Regions from separate parts of the Homo sapiens genome. Here region 2 is linked to region 1. The links are chromatin loops, found by intact Hi-C in ENCODE. Cell type or tissue: mammary epithelial cell. All regions are shown on one strand. Links, peaks and the distances in the headings refer to the core of each region. The heading gives the core; the rest is flanking DNA.

What was found. A loop is a pair of places that touch in the nucleus more often than their neighbours do. Peaks named below come from ENCODE experiments on the same cell type or tissue, not always from the same donor. Only the 100,000 strongest peaks of a DNase experiment are listed, where the experiment ranks them.
Region 2: it touches region 1 in a loop (6-fold over the local background); 5 of 110 quality-filtered maps call a loop at or near these places.

What each region holds. Positions count from the first base shown.
Region 1 is chr7:137,651,625-137,660,942 of GRCh38, reverse strand. It overlaps DGKI (diacylglycerol kinase iota), which reads left to right. Exons shown (of 33, transcript NM_001321708.2): 4 at 4,403-4,477; 5 at 6,155-6,211. Among named protein-coding and RNA genes, the nearest start is that of DGKI, 190 kb to the left of the region's middle. In mammary epithelial cell, for the core only: a CTCF peak has its summit at 4,489 (motif pointing left); no DNase peak of the experiment used is centred there.
Region 2 is chr7:137,812,694-137,822,011 of GRCh38, reverse strand. All of the region lies in intron 1 of DGKI (diacylglycerol kinase iota), which reads left to right. Among named protein-coding and RNA genes, the nearest start is that of DGKI, 30 kb to the left of the region's middle. RefSeq lists enhancers at 1,181-1,230, 1,256-2,036. In mammary epithelial cell, for the core only: a CTCF peak has its summit at 5,066 (motif pointing left); no DNase peak of the experiment used is centred there.

The DNA of each region.
Region 1 (9,318 bases), core at 499-8,498:
CATGGGCCTGTGAAAGTAGCTAACCCCAGGCCCTGAAGGACCCACCCCTCTTCTCCTTTCCTCCCCTCTCCTCTCCCTTCTCTCCTACCCTTTCCCGTCTTTTCCCCTTCCCTCTTTTTCATCTTTATTTTTCATCATCTTTCCCATCCTTCCTTTCCTGTTTTTCTCCATCAAACTCTCTCAACTCCCACCAGATATTCATTGTTACTTAGCAGAAATCACATATCTTGCTCAAAGGAAGAAAAAAAATAGCTTTCTTGGTACATATAGATCAGGGACTTAGGCAAGGGAGGTAGTTGGGTGGGATAGGATTCAATATTAATCTCTTTATTAGGGACAATTGTATACTCTCTACCACTGCCTGCCACTGATGCCTCTGTCCTCCTCAATCCCCATTCCCTGCTCCAGTGGTCTAAAGCTGTGACAGTTTTTCTCCCTTGCCTGCTATGAGCTGAAGATTGGTGGAGAGCTGTCACTACTTTCAATGCCAGCAGGGCCTGCAGCATGGGAAATATGTAGGATGTGTTTTCTCTTATAACCACTGTATGGCTGCTGGTGAGATCATGCCCACCATCCTAAAACCTAGCATATATATTATTGTGTTGTTATTTAAGTAAATGTTGGTCATGTTTTTATTAGAACAGTGTAATATAATGGACTGTGATCTATACTGTATTCCATATTGTCTTAGTTTAAACGGATATGTTCCCCCCTCTGCCCACCCCGTACCACACACCTACAAATAAGTTTCTTTTGAATACCAACACCAGCAAAATCAGGAAACCCTTAGTAAGGGTGCTTAGGTGCTGTTTGATATTTAAGGCAGTAAGCTCAACTGGCCTTTAAATTCATTGATGAGAGCAAATTATTGTTTTTTAAATAATTTTAATTTTTAAACATGTTTCATGTTCTAGGCAATATTTGTTTAAATTATGTTTTTGTGCTAGGTTCTATAACAACTGTGTCCCAATGTAAGGAATAAGAGGTAACCTACTGAATGCTTCTTTTTTGAGATGGAGTCTCGCTCTGTCGCCCAGGCTGGAGTGCAGTGGCGCGATCTCGGCTCACTGCAAGCTCTGCCTCCCGGGTTCACGCCGTTCTCCTGCCTCAGCCTCCTGAGTAGCTGGGACTACAGGTGCCCACCACCATGCCTGGCTAATTTTTTTGTATTTTTAGTAGAGACGAGCTTTCACTGTGTTAGCCAGGATGGTCTCGATCTCCTGACCTTGTGATCCGCCCGCCTCAGCCTCCCAGAGTGCTGGGATTACAGGCATGAGCCACTGCTCCCGGCCCCTACTGAATGCTTTTAAGTGACTTTTCTTGGTTTAATTTATCACCTTTCGTAGAGAAGTAAGCACTGGCTCATATAAGTTATTTGGGAAAAAGTGAATATTTGTAGTATTTAGAATGTCCAGATTCCTGCATCTTACCTTTGTGTATAGCTGGGAACTTAAAAATGAAAAATTGCAACCTAACTAAGCACAAAATTCTAGGTGTTTTGGGCAATTTCTGTCCGGAAGCTTATTATCCAACTACTTCAAATAACTTTAACCAGTTGAAATGTAGTCATACACCGTGAAGTCAGTGATTAAAATTTCCGATTTGCTAAAACAGTTTCCCTCAATTAAGGAACTAAAAATCTATTTACTTTTCTACTATGGCAAAAGACCTGGGACCTTTATTCAGAATTTATTTACTTAATTTTACATATGATTGTAAACTGTAATTATCTGATTTCTCAGATTAAAAGCTGTTGAGAAGCTGCCATTTAGGAAATTGAGAGCAACAAAAGACAGCAACACTGACTCAAAAGGAGCTCTACCCAAACAGAAGGACAGGAAAGAGAAAAATGACTGTTCTTTGTACAGTGCATCATGTTGTAGTCTTTATGAAGAAAAATTTAGAATATGGTTTATATATTCTGCCTCAAAAGGCACATAAGTTCATAATATATTTTAAGAGGATCTTTTAAAAATCAATATAGTTCAGTTAAAATCAGTTTTAGAACTTACAGCACTCGACTCCATATATTATCATCTGCGGAACGTTGCACTTCAGTTTTTCCATATGAATGATGTTAGTGCATTTACATGACGTTCCAGAAGGCTGAGAGATAGCATATCTTAATGCACCAGTTCTCAAATTCTTCTAGCCCAGATCCCTTGTGCAAAAGATGTTTTGACTCAGAATCCTGATTTGTAAAACAAAGGAGGAGGCATTGCATTTCATTGAATGCATGAGGCTTCCTGAGTTTTCTCCGCATCTTCCTTCCATCTTCAGTGACTTTCGTAACAGACTAAGAAATCCCTGGAACTCCATAGAACTTAATGCAGAGCGTAGTGTCAAGCACGAAGCTAGACTAGGACAGGAGTTATTGGCAAGGAGGGAGGCTTTTCAGGCATCCTTAAATCACAGCCTGTAAGTGGTTGCCTACCTGTGGTAATATTGCATTGCTTATCCACAATGTAATTTACTAGGAGTTTCATGGGAAATGAATAGACTAAAATCAACTCCAGTTTCCTTTGTGTCGCTATAACTCTGATTAGCAATGTGACTCAAATGCCCCATGCATTTTCCACAGGTGGTGCCAAAGCAGTGATTCGCACCAGGATATCCATAGGAAACAGAAGGGAAACCATGATTTGCTTATGGGTGCTCTACCCTGTAGAGCAAAATAGAATTTTTTGATTGTCCTTTTGATTGCTACTGCTGTGTTACTACGATTACTACTGTATGTTTTCTTGTTCCTCCCCCTCCTTCTTTTTCTCTTCTTCTTTTCTTTTTTAGTAGTAGAACAAGACACTGTTCAGTAGTGTAGCTAGATGCTTTGGTTTCTTTTATCATTGTTATGTGCAAAAGCAATTGTCAAATGTATTTCATGTGCTACACCATGTTCTTCCCTCAGGAAGAGGAAATCCGAGAGTGATAAAAGCATCTGCAAGCAGAATAAAGGAATCTCAGTCAGTGGATTTCTTCTACAAGTTTCATGGCAGCGGTACTGCAGTGTTTTAGGTTCTTTGTTGGTGGCTGATAATGTGTAAATACCCCATGTTGAATGAATGCAGCTGTCCAAGACCTATGAGGCTGCATTTTCTTTCCTAATCCTACCCCTCCAAAGTGGTGGTTTGCAGCTCTTCAAATCTCTGGCCGCAGCAATGCTTTATTTCTTCTCACCTACCTGACACAGTTGACTCAAAAATTATACCTCAGCAGGGGAAACCACTCCTCGGAAGGGGAAGGTTGCCAGCAATCTCTAAGAGGACAGGAACTCAGGACCTTTCACACTTGGATGCTTTGATAGCCCATCTGACAGACAGGCTTAGTTATAGTACATTTCTTTCAGGCTCAAACACAGAAATTATTCATACAAATCCTCCTTCCAGTCTGTCCTTTATAGAGAGGGCTGAACTTTCCTATCTTAGATCCTGCATGACACTGGCAGTCATGAAATGTAGATTCTGCTCATTCATCTCTCTCCATGCAGTCCATTTTTTATCATTAGAGAAAAAGATAAACTTTAAAAAGTTTTATTTCATTATAATTTTAAACTAATACTGACTGTCAGAGAGGCCGAATTGTGTAATGCTTATAAGCATGAGCTCTGAAGCCAGACCACTTGGCCCTGCTGTGCCTTAATTCACTGACCTTGGGCAGTTTTCTCATCAGTGAAATGGAATTAAGAATAGGGCCTGTTTCATAGGGTTGTGAGGGTTAAGTGAACTACCATTTGTGAAGTGCTTATAAGAACAGATAGCAAATACTATATTCCTATTAGCAGCGTTTCCTGCTTTTGTTGCTATTCTTATTATTGTTTCCTGGGCGTAAAAGCTGAACTTGCCTTCCTTTACTTCTGGAAGATTTGGGCAGAAACCGAAGTAACTTAGTCTAGACTCATGCCTGGGATAGAAGCCTAAAATGACTGGCCCCTGGAAATCTAGACTCTTTGGCAATAGGGAAAGAATGCCTGTTTTCAACTTAGATCTGAGTTTGGATGTTGGTCTTGCCCCTTAGCTACTTGAGTGATAATGTAGAAAATATTTTAAAATGGAAGAGAATAATGCCTATATTGTAAGGTTCTGAAACTTAGAAATGACAGAACAAAGAGCCAGTTCTTGTTATATGCTCAAAATATTGGAGCTATTATTATTATTATTTGAAGAGACAATCTAGCCCACCCTAAATCATGCAGATGTGGAGCTACTTGGTGAGTGCAGAGACTGTTGATAAAGTTTGTCAGTTTATTCAATATTTAAGATGAAGTTTTAAATTTGCTTTGTAATAGAAATAATTACAATGTTTGCTGTATTTATGTATTTATTATATATGCCCACTTTAATACTAGGGAACTCTTCAGAACAGACTGTTAACATTTCTTTTTTGTCTTTTGAATTGAATATTGTAGAAATCAGCTCTCAGGAGGAAGTGTGCAGTCTGTAAAATCGTCGTCCACACCGCCTGCATTGAGCAGCTAGAAAAGGTAAGAGCGCGCCCCCTGCTGCAGTTTTGTTACATTGCAAGTATTTGGTCTTCAGAGGCCCGGTGTAAATTTCCAGTTCCAACTTTTTGAAAACAATGCCCTTAAAAAAAAGCTGGAAGTCCAACATTATTACCAGATTACTAATGGAAAGACAATGTTTAAGGGTCGTTCACTCTCTTGTTTGCTGAAGTGTAATTTGATATCATTTTACGTTGACTCTTGGGAAAAGGAAGAACACAGTTAGATGGAAAAGCCTGGTGTGCACTGATTCTCTTATTATATCATCTCAGTTCAAGCATTACTATCCACCCATAGGCTGTTCCACAAGCTGTTTAAGAAGGAAGAAGTTCTATAAGCTGTTTATAATTGTTGTTCACATATATCTGACTTGTGTGGTTTACGTCTTCCTAAAGTGCCTGCAAGGGAGCGAGCCACGCTGGAAGCCGGCTCTCACTCTGCTGGGGCAGTGCTCCTCCTGTTGCTGCTCAAATGTGTGGGTGGGGCTGGAAGTGACATCCCGGTGGTGGTGTGCCTCCAGAATCAGTGGATTCGGCAAAGTCCATTTATTTGTCATTTAGGGGATGGGAAAGGCTCCAATAGTGAGTTGCCTGCCATCCTCTTTCCTTTCACACTTCCCACTACATTTTAATGTGTGTGTTTCTCTGTGTATTATCTATGTTCTTGAGCTGTCATGGGTAAATGCATTGAAATATTTTAGTCCCCCATGACATTCATGTAGTTTCACTGACATGACCAGTTGATCCTAGCTGATATCTTGTGGCAATGACTACCAACATGTTATCTTAATATTTTCTTTTCTGCCCCAACTTCACTTACTCATCTCTGCCTTCATTCTTTTGCTCCTTTCACTTTATCGAGTAGCTAACCGAAATGTCAATGTGCCTACTAGGAGACCTCCACATCTAAAAGAAAAGCAGTGCTGAATCCTTTTATAAAGAATAACTCTGGGCTGGGTGTGGTGGCTCATGCCTGTAATCCCAGCACTTTGGGAGGCCAAGATGGGTGGATCACGAGGTCAGGAGATGGAGACCATCCTGGCTAACACGGTGAAACCCCGTCTCTACTAAAAATACAAAAAATTAGCCAGATGTGGTGGCACGCACCTGTAGTCCCAGCTACTCGGGAGGCTGAGGCAGGAGAATTGCTTGAATCCAGGAGGCGGAGGTTGCAGTGAGCTGAGATCACACCACTGCACTCCAGACTGGGTGACAGAATGAGACTCCATCTCAAAAAAAAAAAAAAAGAATAACTCTGTTGTCTTTGAATAATTGTCATAATACTAAAAAAACTCAAGTTTATATTTTCTACTTTTACAATCAGAAACCCAGCTGGGTAGTTTAAGCTGCCAGTATCTTTCCTCTGGCTCTTTCTTATCTCAGTTTCTCAAATTTATGGTGTAAGAGCATTATCGTTTAAAGATACTTAGATTTGATTTGTGAGAATGAAGGAAAGGGGTTGGAGATATAGAATCACCTGGGATCTCTGTTGATTATCTAATGTGATGATTTCAAAAGACTAAGAAGAGTATTATTCCTTGTTCTTTGGAGGTTTTGCTTTTCAGTCTCAATATCTGTCACTGTTTTTTTTTTTTTCAGGTAATTCAGTCTAGTCTGATGCTTATCTCTAATATAATATACTTTTCTTTTTGAATGACAGATTAATTTCAGATGTAAACCAACATTTCGAGAAGGAGGCTCAAGGTCACCAAGAGAAGTGAGTATTTCAGAGCTTGATTTCAAGTATCACCTTTGATTTCTCATTGATTCAGTGGATTCATAGATATTCACCAGGGAATAAAAAATAAATTCTATCTCTTTCTGTTGCATGCCAATTTTTTGTTAACACATCAATAAGCACAATCAATAAAATCTTCAAGTCTTTTCAACATGTGCACACTGGACTTTATTCTCATAAAATGTACTGGGGAGTTTAAGGTCTTACCAAATGAACCAGAGACTAGAGGAAGGTGGTAGTGATAGAATTGAAGGGGTAAGAAAGAAATAGACTTTTATTACTTATTTATTTGGAGACAGAGTGTCGCTCTGTTGCCATGTGTTCTGGTTGATTTTAAGTGCATTTTTCAATTTTGAGTGGGTATAAGCCATTCATGGGGCAGCACAGTAACTGGTTATTCCTATGAGCCCTGGAGTCAGACGGTCTGCTTTCAAAACCAGCCTTGATGTGTGTGATCTTGGGCGTCTCACCTAAGCTCTCTAAATCTCAGTGTTTTCATTTGTTAAGTAAAAAATAAATACATCATAAGCTAGAACTATATTCAGTTCTCAGTCCCTGACCCTCCAGTCTGGTCGTGAAGATAAACAGGTAAAGAGGAAGTTAGAATGAAGAGTTGTTACTGATGTGTTAGTGGGAAGCAGAGGTATGACAAGAGGAGACAGCACTTATTTGTTCACATTTTATTTAGCAGAGACAGCAAGCACAGTTCAGGCAAGAACCCTCCTGTGTTATTCTGGACAGTTAAGCTCCAGGCCCAAAATTGCACTCCCTAATCAGTGAAACAAAAGCCTGCAATGAACAGAACCTGTCCTCCTAGAATGTAGTTCAGCCTGCCCAGCAGTCACTCACTGCCTCCCAAACATTAGCATCTTATACGGTATCCTCCTTAAGACAAAGTCTGGTAAAAATGATTTCTGATAAGCATACTTTCTCAGGGAGACGAGGTTCAGTTCCACTTACAGATTTACCCCTTGGAAACCTCCCCAGCTGGTCTACTCCTCAGATCAGCTCTGTGTAGTAACAAATAGGAAAGAGAGGAGAGGGGTCAGAGAAGGGGCTTCCTGGAAGAGGCGGCAATTAAGCTGAGACCTTAAGGAGCTAACTAAGTTAAGTGAGAGGAGGGTGGTTAGGAGGTGAGTGGCAAGAGCCTTCCGGATAGAAAGAAGAGCACACAAGTCCAAGTGAGAGAGGGTGTACTGAGTAAGACATGAGATCTGAGATAGCAAGAGCTGGACCCTGAAGGTCCTTGTAAGCCATGCTGCAAGTTGAGTGTTTTATCATCAGGATAGTTGGGAGGTGAGCATTAAACTACTTTAAGCCAAATATTGTTCAGGCTGCAGCGTGGAGGAAATACCATGCAGTTCAAGAGTTGGAGGCATAGAGACAACTTTCAGAAGCCATGCTAGTAATCTAGGCAAGAAATAATGGTGACGTGAACTAAGAATAACGTTGGTAGATATGAGTTTGAAGGAAACAAAATTGACAGGATGTAGTAATTGATTGGATTTTGGACACAAGAGGAGCCCAGACTAAACCAAGCTACTGCTAAGTGCGCGCACGCGCGCGCACACACACACACACAAACACACATACACACACACACACACCTGAAAAACTGATTAGATGTTGGAAAATGAGTTGATTTGAGGATGGGCTGGGGAGGTAATGAGTTTAGTTGTAGAACTGTGAAGTGTGAGGTATCCCTGTTGTCCTCAACTGGAGATGCCCAATAGAAGGTTGAGTGGGTATATGAGTTTGGAGCTTATGAGGAAGACTGGGCTGGAGGTCAGGCATTGTGAGTCATCAGCCTATTTACACAGTAATGAAAGCTGTGGGAATAGATGAACGTGGAGAGTGGAAATAGGAGATATCTGAGAATCACAAACATTTAAAGAGAGTTGATGAAAAAAGACAACATGAATATGAATGCTATAATTGCTAGTGACAATGCAAAAGGATTGGGAGAACATGTGGAAAGAGAGTAGGTTGGGATGGAGGTTGTAGAAAGAGAAAACATAGTTGTCCCCATCAGTTGTCTTCTCCCATTGTGTTTGTGCAGCATGGCAGCAATAGGAAGGTTGTGGGCCATGCGCAGGGTGAGGAAAGCAGGAGAAGAATGATAGGGCTGTGGTGCCTCAGTGCCACCCAGAGTGCAGACAGTGTGGGCCAGAAGGTAATTCAGTGGTGACTCAATTGAAGGAGGTGCTTTATTTAGGAAACTAGAAGGGGTTGTTTCAAGTTAAGATGGAGTTTATGACTTTCCAACCAGGGGATTCATATACCCACCTTTAGCTTCCTGCCCTCCAATATGTATCTCTCTCAATTGATAGGTCAATGTGGAGGCAGGGGAAGAGAGAAAGAGAGACAATTTTAATCGTGCAATTTTTCTAATACAAGATGCTTTTGGTTTTCATTAGTCTGTACCACTTCTCTGAAGCTAGACCTTCCATAAGGGTTTTGGATATTCTCCCTTGTCTTCTTATCAAGGACTTGAAATTCCTTTCTTTTATATATTTTCATCCCCTCATTTCTAGATAATTTCTATCAGCATAAACACACTCTAATAATTTCTATCTTTAAAAAAACCCAAAAACATTCCTTAGCCACAAACTGTGTCTTACCTACTGCTCTAATTCTCAGTTTTGTGGTCACTGCCAAGCTTCCAGAAAGTGTTAACTATATAAATTATTTTCGGTATGTCACTTTCTAGTCATTGTAACCTGTTCTGATCTGATATCTACTCTACCCATTTACTGAAATTGCTTCTTTTTTCAGTGTTGCCTATGATCTCCTATATGCTAAATGTATTAGGTATTATTTATTTTTCTGTTCTTTCCTTATCCAGTCTCTCAAAAATATTCAAGATACTACATATTCCATCCTTTTTGGAATGCTCTCCTCTCTTGGCTTCTCACATCACCCTTTCCTAATTTTCTTCTTGTTTCATCAGATGGCCCTTCCTATTCTTTTTCATTGCTTCCTCCCCCAACCTCTGCAAATCCCTCCGAGCTTAGTTCTTTTCTATGTTCTCTTCCGTCTGCCCACTCCTGTTAGAGGAGCTTATCCAGTCTCATGGCTTCAAATAC
Region 2 (9,318 bases), core at 574-8,573, 160 kb before region 1:
TGTAGCTTTTTTAGAAACTAAATCTCCAGTCTCATAGCTGTGTGTGGCACATGGGAGTAGTCAGAGGTCCTCAGAATGGGGGTCTAATTACTCTCTAGAAAGGATTCTTCCTGTTTTTGGCTCCTCCTCACACCCTCACCTTCAGCACTACCTGATGCCTCTAGTTTCTGAGCTTTTCTGGAACTCTGTGGGGTGACCCCACCTCTTTTTGTTTGCTGCTTCCTTCTTAACACATTTAATTTCTGGATTTGTCTACTCTGCCTGCATTCAGCTCACTTCGCAGCTTCCAAAAAGGTTGTCATCTGTCTCTTTTATTGTCATCTCCTGTTTTCTTTCTTTTCTTTCTTTCTTTTTTTTTTTTCTGATGTATGTCTTTTATTTCCTTGACTTTCATCTTACTGGGAGTTTCTGGAGAGAGCTGGGCTAAAAGTATGTGTCCAGCTCACCATAGTGACCTGGAAGTTGCTTATTCTGTTTTGCTTTACAACAATAGAAAAGTTAACATATTCGTGTATTTCTTCAGAATTTTTAAACAATGTTGTTCTTAGTTCCTCTTACTTCTAAAGGACTTTTAAGAGTTTTTTTAGGTATTTCATCTTTCCCAATTCTCTGTCTGTGACCAGGGGTGAATTGGTAATTTTACATCTTTTTTTCAAGCATTCCAAGTAGAGGAGGCACCCCCTGTGACTTCCAGTGGCATTCTGCAGCAATTAAGTCGCATTCATTCAGCTCATCATTTACCTTGCAGCCATCAACTCCTTTCAAAATATCCCTTTGATTGTCAGTAACTACGGACGTGAAGCTGTGGGTTTCTTCCAGGAACAATGCTCTTCTCTGTAGCCTGTGTTCTCCCAGTTTTCTGGGAAGCCCTGAGACTTGTCATTCTCCTAGCAGCTCAGATGTCATTCTCCTCAAACACCCAGATTTCATTTAGCACCAACGAGGTGCTCAGTCTGGGATTTCTGAGGGACTGTCACTGGGGAGAGGCTGTTGCTAATGAGGTGCAAATTGGCAGCAGCTGGGGAGGAGCTGCTCTCCCCCTCTAGGGCTGGGCCCCAGGGGAGGAGGGGAGGGTTGCTCTGACATTTTCAGAGGAGGTTGGTGAGGGGCCGAAACTAGAGACTCCTCACCCTTTAGCAAGGCCTGATGCCGGCTGGGGGAGGCCCTTGCGTCTTGCTGAGAGGCTGGTCTGGTCTCACACAGCCCCACCTCCAGAGTTGCTGCCAGCTGGCTAATTTCTTGGCTGCCTTTTCTGGCTGGCTTTACTTGCAAGCAGGAGAGGCCATGATCAGACACGGGGTTTTCCCAGACATTGGAGAGACAGCTAAGAAGACCCACAGCCCCCAGAGACACTGTCCTTGGGATTGGTGTTCTAGAAGGTTATGAGGTTGGGGTTTGGTGGTGGAAGAGGGGTTACTGTAGCAACTGTTGAAACAAGAGAGCCCATCCATCTCCCCCCAGCATTTGCCCGCCTGTTTTACATGGAAGAGCCTCTTATGCATTAAACTGTTCACCTGAGTGCTCCCACCAGCTGCGCTTCTCTGCTTCTGCAAGGTGCAGGGCTCTCACAGCCATTTTCATCTGCAAGGGTCTCTGCCAGAGCTGTGGCAGAGTTTTCTGTGGGATGAATCAGAAACTATGTTCTGATGAAGAGAAAATGGAGGGCAGTGGGTGGATGTGGAATGTCAGTAGGTAGTTAAGTGGCTTTTTGTCTCCTGGTCTGTCTGACAAAGTGTGCTGATTGGGGCCTCCTGCTGTGAGATTCATTTGGGTGATCTTGAGCAAATCTCTTAATTTCTCTGACTTTAGCATCCTTCATCTTTTTTCTCTGTATCTCATTTTTTCTAACTTTTTAAGGAGCACACTGAGTGCTAGCCTAGATGCAAGGATGAGTGAAATGAATAAAATGCAGTCCCTGTCCTCACAGAACTCACCTTCTGGTGGAAGAAGGTGGACATATGAATAACATAGACTTACACATGATGAGAAATGCACTATGTCGAAGGCATGCAAGAAGTGTCATGGGATGATGAAGGAAGGGGCAACGATGCTCTCTGAGAGGGTCAGAGAATGCCCTACAGCGGTAGTGACATTTGAACTAGTTGTTGAAGACTGATTCTGTAGGGGGACAAGGAATAGTAATGGAGGTTTGAAAAAACATGGTGTATTCTAGAAAAGACAAGTTGTTTGTTGACACTAGCATGCATGTGCAGGATGAACTGGCAGGCTGTGGGGCTGGCAGTGGACTAGGTCAGATGATGTAGAGTGCTTGCCATACAATGAGTTTGGATCTCACCTTCTTGGGGATGGGGAGTTGTGCTGGGCTGTGCAGAGAACCATGATCAAATATTTGCTAAATGAGTAGGCTGGGCCATATGATCATTTAAGATCCCTTGTAGTCTGGCTGGGCGCGGTGGCTCACGCCTGTAATCCCAGCACTTTGGGAGGCTGAGACGGGCAGATCACAAGGTCAGGAGATCAAGACCATCCTGGCTAACACGGTGAAACCCCGTCTCTACTAAAAATACAAAAAATTAGCTGGGCGTGGTGGCGGGCGCCTGTATTCCCAGCTACTCAGGAGGATGAGGCAGGAAATGGCATGAACCTGGGAGGTGGAGCTTGCGGTGAGCCGAGATGGCGCCACTGCACTCCAGCCTGGGCGACAGAGCGAGACTCTGTCTCAAAAAAAAAAAAAAAATTCCCTTGTAGTCTGAAGTTCTTGGATTTTCTGTGTGGGTACAAAGCTGTGGGTCTGGGAACACAGCTTCGTTGAGGAGTGTTATCTGGTGTAACGTCTGTGAGTAGGTGTTTAAATGTGGGCTGTACTCAATAGCTATATTAAGAGGTAGCATCAAGCAGGGAGTGGAGCACCAGGTTCCCAGTTAAGCTGGAGTTTAAATATGCAAGTCTTGTTTCAGCCTTTGATCGTGCTTTTGACCATGGCTAAAGCACTTAATCTGTCGAAGAGCCTTAGGATCATCACCTGTAAAATGGAAATTTCCACTTCTGTGCAGTTGGGAGGGCTTTTTGTAGAAGCTTTATTTGACAATGATTTTTCTGTTGCTTAGGTCATTTGAGGGGAAAAACATTATTTTAAAGTTTAACGTTATTTCTAATTGTCTTAGGAACTATCAACATACATGGAAATAGAAATTATCTGTGTATTGATTTGTGTGTAATACACTTATGCTGAGTTTTTCCTGAGTTTTTGATCCATAGATAGATAGGAATCTGGTGGGAGTTGGAAATATGGGCAAAAAATGGTGGGAGGGCCAGGTGCGGTGGCTCACGCCTGTAATCCCAGCACTTTGGGAGGCTGAGGCAGGTGGATCACCTGAGGTCTGGAGTTCAAGACCAGCTGACCAACATGGTGAAACCCCGTCACTACCAAAAATACAAAAAATTAGCCGGGCATGGTGGCGCATGCCTATAATCCCAGCTACTTGGGAGGCTGAGGTAGGAGAATCCCAGCTACTTGGGAGGCTTGAACCTGGGAGTCGGAGGTTGCAGTGAGCTGAGATTGCGCCATGCACTCCAGCCTGGGCAAAAATAGCAAAACTCCGTCTCAAGAAACAAACAAAAAAATTGTGGGAGATGGGAATATGTGCCAAAATGGTGTGACAGGAGCTCAGTTCATGAATGTACAGATACACAAAGCTTAATGGTCCACTTGAGCCATCTGAGGAGTGCACTTGTGTGGTTGATGACACATTTCTGGACTCCTAAATATTAGTTTATGCTTATTGAACTTTTGACCTAGAGGATTATTATGGAATGGAATCACATGATGAGCAGTTTGGACCAACTTCAGAGCAATTCTAAATCTCTGAGTTGCTTGTTTGCTTTCGGGTTGGGTGTATTTCCTTCAATTTTGTCTTAGAAGGTTTTTAGCTTGGTAGCCTGCCATCTTCTCAAAATATTCCCAGTTAGCTCATCTTTGTAACCAAATGGAATAAACGGTTTCTATATGATTCTCATGCTGTAAGACAATGTCATTGATAGTGTGTAGCCAAGTAATGGTGAAGCCAATAAGAATATTCAAAATATGGAGCAACTGGTACTGGTTGTGGATGACTGATAAGTTCGTACTAGTACATAGTGTCTGATGTTAGCCCCTGCTGTGGCTAAGAAGGCCTGGGACACATATGCATAGGAATAAAACAGATGTGGCATATTAAAGACTGGGTAAGAACGGGTAAGAAAGGCATGGGAAGGTACCTTTTAGCATTGGCCTCACTCAGATACAGTTTGCATTCTCTACATTCATAGGACTCTTATCATTGAAATAATCCACTGGTATCTGCAGATTGATTTTCCAGTAGGAGTGATGGTCAGTGTGACCTACCAAATATCCTCACATCTGGTCTGCAAGGGCTTTATTAATCACTAGTGAAATTATGACCATGGTCTGTGACTATAGGACTGTATTGGGGGAAGGTGAGTCACAATTCGACAGCAACAGTCTTTACTTGTTCTATACACATAAGAAAAGTACTCATTGAAGAGTATGTTTTCCTCATTCTGAACTCAAATAAACACTTTGTTATTATTGAATGTACGTCACTTATCACCTTTAGTATTATTTGAGAGTTATAGGTATATATATCTTGTGGCCTCTAAATAATTGTAAAATCCTGAGGGCAAAGTAGTTAATTCATTCAATAAATATTTATTAAGCACCGAGTATGTGTCAAGCACCTACTGTGTGTTATAGACACTGAATACAAATGAATTAGACAATGAGACACTTTGAACTGATGACACTTTGAATCGAATTGATGAAAGGATGATGGGGAATTGTTCAGCTGAAGAGGGGTGGGAAGGGTCTTCTACAAAGGTCAAGAGGTCAGCATAAGCACAGGTATGGCCATGGGAAATGACTTGGCTGATTAGGAAATAAAAAGCAAGTTGGTAACCGAGAAATATAACATGATCAGTTGGGTCAAGAAGTGAGACGAGAATGATAACAGTGTTTATCACTTAAATTGTCATTTTAGTGTTGCTATTCAGTGAGGGAGATTTTGTCATAACTCCTGGGATGCTACTGGCATCTAGTGGTTAGAGGTCAGGCTGCTGATAAACATCCTGCAATGCACAGGATGGCCCCTCACAACAAAGAACTCTCTGGTCCAAAGTGTCATTAGTGCCAAGGTCGAGACTCCCTTCTTCGGATCTTTTTACATTTGGATTGCATCATTCAGGTCTTAACTCAAAAGTTCCTTCTTTAGCAGCTTCCTTACTCACCCCCTATTGTCATATAAAAATTTGCCTCTCCTTCTCTGTCACTCTCTATTACAAAACAATGTTTTTTGTCTTTATACCTTTTGATACCATCTAATGTTATATTATGCATTTGTTTATTTTTATTATCTGTCTCTCCTCTTTTAAAATATAAGCACCACAAGGTCTTTGATTGGTTCACTGCTGTATCTCTAGAGCTTAGAATAGTGTGAGGCACATTGGAAAATGCATGGAAAAGTTCAATATATGGGTGTTCTGAGTGGAAGAATGTGGTAAGTTGGACATAGACTCTGAGTTCCTGGAATAATCACAGTAGTTAACATTCATTTTTACCATTGATACTAGGCCCTGTTCCAAGCATTTTGCATGTATTAACTCAATCCCCAAAACAACCTCAGGGGGTAGGTATCTGATTATTTCCATTCTACATATGAACCAACTGAGAAAGAGAGTTATTTTCCCAAGATGTACATCTAGCAAGGGGCAGTGTTCAAGAGGTAAATTGCCCAAGGTGATCTTGTGTGTTTATTCACACATGCTTTTTGTGGCTATTAGTCTGAGAATGCTATGGGGAGTTGGGGGTTAAGTGACTTGGGAATTGGATTTGAGGGGTTTCAAACAATGCATCCAAAACATAGATGGACGGGAAATATAATGAACTAAATGTTGGTCATATCGCACTCAAGGGACCTGTGAGCCATCAAGGTGAAGGCTAACATGAAAAGGATTCTCTCATTCAAGAGAATGGTTTCAGATGAAGTGTGGAATTTGTAATGGGAACTGAAATCAGGAGAGCAGACTTGATTATTTAGGGACAGGTTGATGATGGGAACAGACCCAGGGAACACCCTGACATCACAAATATATAAGGGCCTATAATATAATATAAAAGGGTACCCATAATGAAAATAGAAAGAGCAGTAGAGTCACATTTCAAGTTCTGCTTTGGGCACAAGCTTCTATCTAAAGTCTCTTTTCTCCCTTGTAGAACTAATCTTTTCTCTCTCTGTTCTACCTACAGTATTTTATATTTTCAATGTATTAAGTGACATAAGAGAGGTGTTAGATAATAGCTAGTACTACGAGTGTCACCTAAGCCCGTAAACTTCCACAGGCCTACATCTTCATCTTTGTTCATATCCATGTCCCTAGCGTGAACATCCATAGCTGACATCTAGTAGTCTTTCAATATTAATAAATAGATGATGTTGAATATGTGAATTAGAAAATGTTTATTGGGAGAATAAATGTATCATTTCATTAGAAAATTTGTTTGTAACCCACATCAAAAGAAGAAGAAGAAATGTGTAGATCAGTGAACTTTTCTGTTGTTTTTTCTATTTCAAAATACACTCAACCCCCGACTTCTTAGGCAAGCCATTTAGCTAATTTCTGAAAGGGAGCAGCTAATCCAGCACCAAAGCCTGTGCAGAAGCTGGGCCAGCAACTCAAATAAGATGATTTTCTGAGAATGACCAGCCATGTTGGCTTCACATATGGAAGACGAGTTTCTGAATTCTCCCTCCTCTCGGGTGGCACATGGTGTCTTCTCTTTCTAGCTGCTCCAGGACGAAGGAGGGGGGATGAATTTTTAAAAGATTCAGGGGAAGGAATTCAGGTTCTAGAAATATCCAAGAAAAGTAATAATAAAACCAGTAATTCTACTTTTATGAGCCAAAGGTCAATATTATTTAGTTTTTTTTTTTATTTTTTCCTGGGAAGAAAAAAGAGAGCTGATCTTTTGGGTAATTATTGATATTTCCATGTTTTCAGCAGGATTCAAGTTAGCCAAGGAGAAGCATAATCTTTCATTATCCAAACTGGAGATGTCTTGAGTAATCCAGTGGCAGGAATTGCTGCTGAAGGAGTGTATTTTCTTTTAGTTCATCTGCCTTTTTGACCTAAAACCAGCGTACCATTTTTTTGTTTTAAAATATACGTGATATACATACATGGTTTGTCTACCTCTGGAATATTTATAGGCTCATATTCCTTTCTATACTTGTTCTCTAGCGGGGGTGCTTATAACATTTAATAATACTTACAGAGTCTGTTTCTTAGTCTCATTTCAAACCTCAATGTTTGTGCCAGGTTGTTTGGAGCAGCTCAAGTCTCTGAGGTTATTTTCCCAAGATGTATATCTAGCAAGGGGCAGTGTTCAAGAGGTATAATACCCAAGGTGATCTTGTGTATTTATTCACACATGCCCTTTGTGGCTACTAGTCTGAGAATGCTATGGGGAGTGGGGGATTAGGGGCCTTGGGAATTGGATTTGAGGGGTTTCAAACAATGCACCCCAAAACATAGATGGGTGGGAAAAATAATGAACTAAATGTTGGTCATTTAGTCCATTATTAGCCTCAGAGAAGCTAGAAGCTCTTAAAATATTCAAGAGTATGAGAGATTCAACCCTTCGAAGAGAAGAGGAGTTGATGATGGAATTTGAATCGTTTTTTGGCATTTCTTTACTTTATAAGAACACATGACGGTGTTCCATTCCAGTGCAGAGGAGCTGTTCTTAACTCTTAAATGGAGAGCCCTGCTGTTAGAGAAAAGGCTTCGTGAAGGCTCCTGTGTGTGGGGTCATCCTACTCTCCGGGTGGCTTCCTCCTCCCATTCCTCACCTTCATCCATCACTGTACTTGCACATCCATCCTTTCATTCTGCTCTGGAGATCCTTTGGAAAGGGAGAATAGAAAGGACAAACCATTGATCGATAGAGGCAGTAAAGCTGTCCTTTGGGGTTTCACAATATGTCCTGTACTATTTTTGTGTTTAGCAAAAATCCATTTTGCCTCATTATGAGCCTGTTTTCCCTTGGGCTTTCACTTCTGAGATTATTTCAAGGGAAATTATGTCTATATATTAGTCTCATTTGCCCACATCTCACTCAATAACTATTAGCGTTATTAGATATCCTGAACCAGGAAGCTGCATTTTGCCAGCACTAAATGCAGCTTGAAATTCAAAGATTCAATTTGGAGAAAAATCACTACATTTGAGTGGGTTAAAATCTTGCCAAAAATGCATTTTTCCATCTGTCTCATGGCAAAAGCTCTTTTAAGATTTGAAATTTATAGCTAAGGACTTCCAGTCATCTTTGCAAAGTGGTCTGGAACTAGAGAATATGATAAGACTGGAGGTACTTGGGAGCATTCCTCTGAGGTGGAGGAAGGAGTTGACATCAGTTTCTTTCTGTTTTAAGTTTATTGAATGGTGGACATCCTCAGTATCAAATGCTGTGAAGTCAGCACCAGCACACTCAACACCCAAGGGGGTGGTTCACAAAGTGCATCCATAGCCCTGCCACGCCCAGTGTGACATGACTGAAAGTGATGATCATGGTCACTTTCATTCTTTCTTCCTGACCTGAATCTGCCTGGGAATATGAACATTGGGTTCATCCTTACTGACCTACTCTAATACATACAAAGAAGGCTGTCAGCTTGCCAAACCCAAACAAGAAATCAGAGGCCAAGTCAGGAGTTGGTTTTCAGCCTCTTCACTGATGTGACCCAGGAGAAGTGATGCTCCCGAGAGTGACTGTCTGCACTTTGTCTTAGCAGTGCTGATGAGACCAGTGAGCACTAGCACCATCACCAGTGAGAACTGTACCTGGTCCCCCTAAGTCTGTTCCTGTGTGGGTGGACCCTGCCTCTTAGGGTTGTTCCTGGTCTATTTACTTTCTTTAAACAGAGGAACTCCCTTCCTTCTGGTTGCATATCAACTTGTGTCTCTGGCATACTTTCTCAGGGTCATTGTTTGGGGCTCTGCTCTGTTGACTTCTTGACCATTTCTGCTGTTCTCGCAACTGATGCTTTCTGTACTTCGGTGCATTGTGCAGCAATGATTTGAGAGGTTCAGTCTTCTCTCTTACACATATAAGACATCCTGTATTGTTATTGCCTCAAATATGACTATATACCTAATTAGTATCACACAAAGGCGCAACATAGCTTAGTGAGTAGAACACAGGCTTTAAAAGTCAACCTTCTTGGGACTAAATATTTACCACTTTCCAGGTCTGTGGAGTCAGGCAAGTGATTTAAAATCTCTTGGCCTCAATATCCTTCTTTG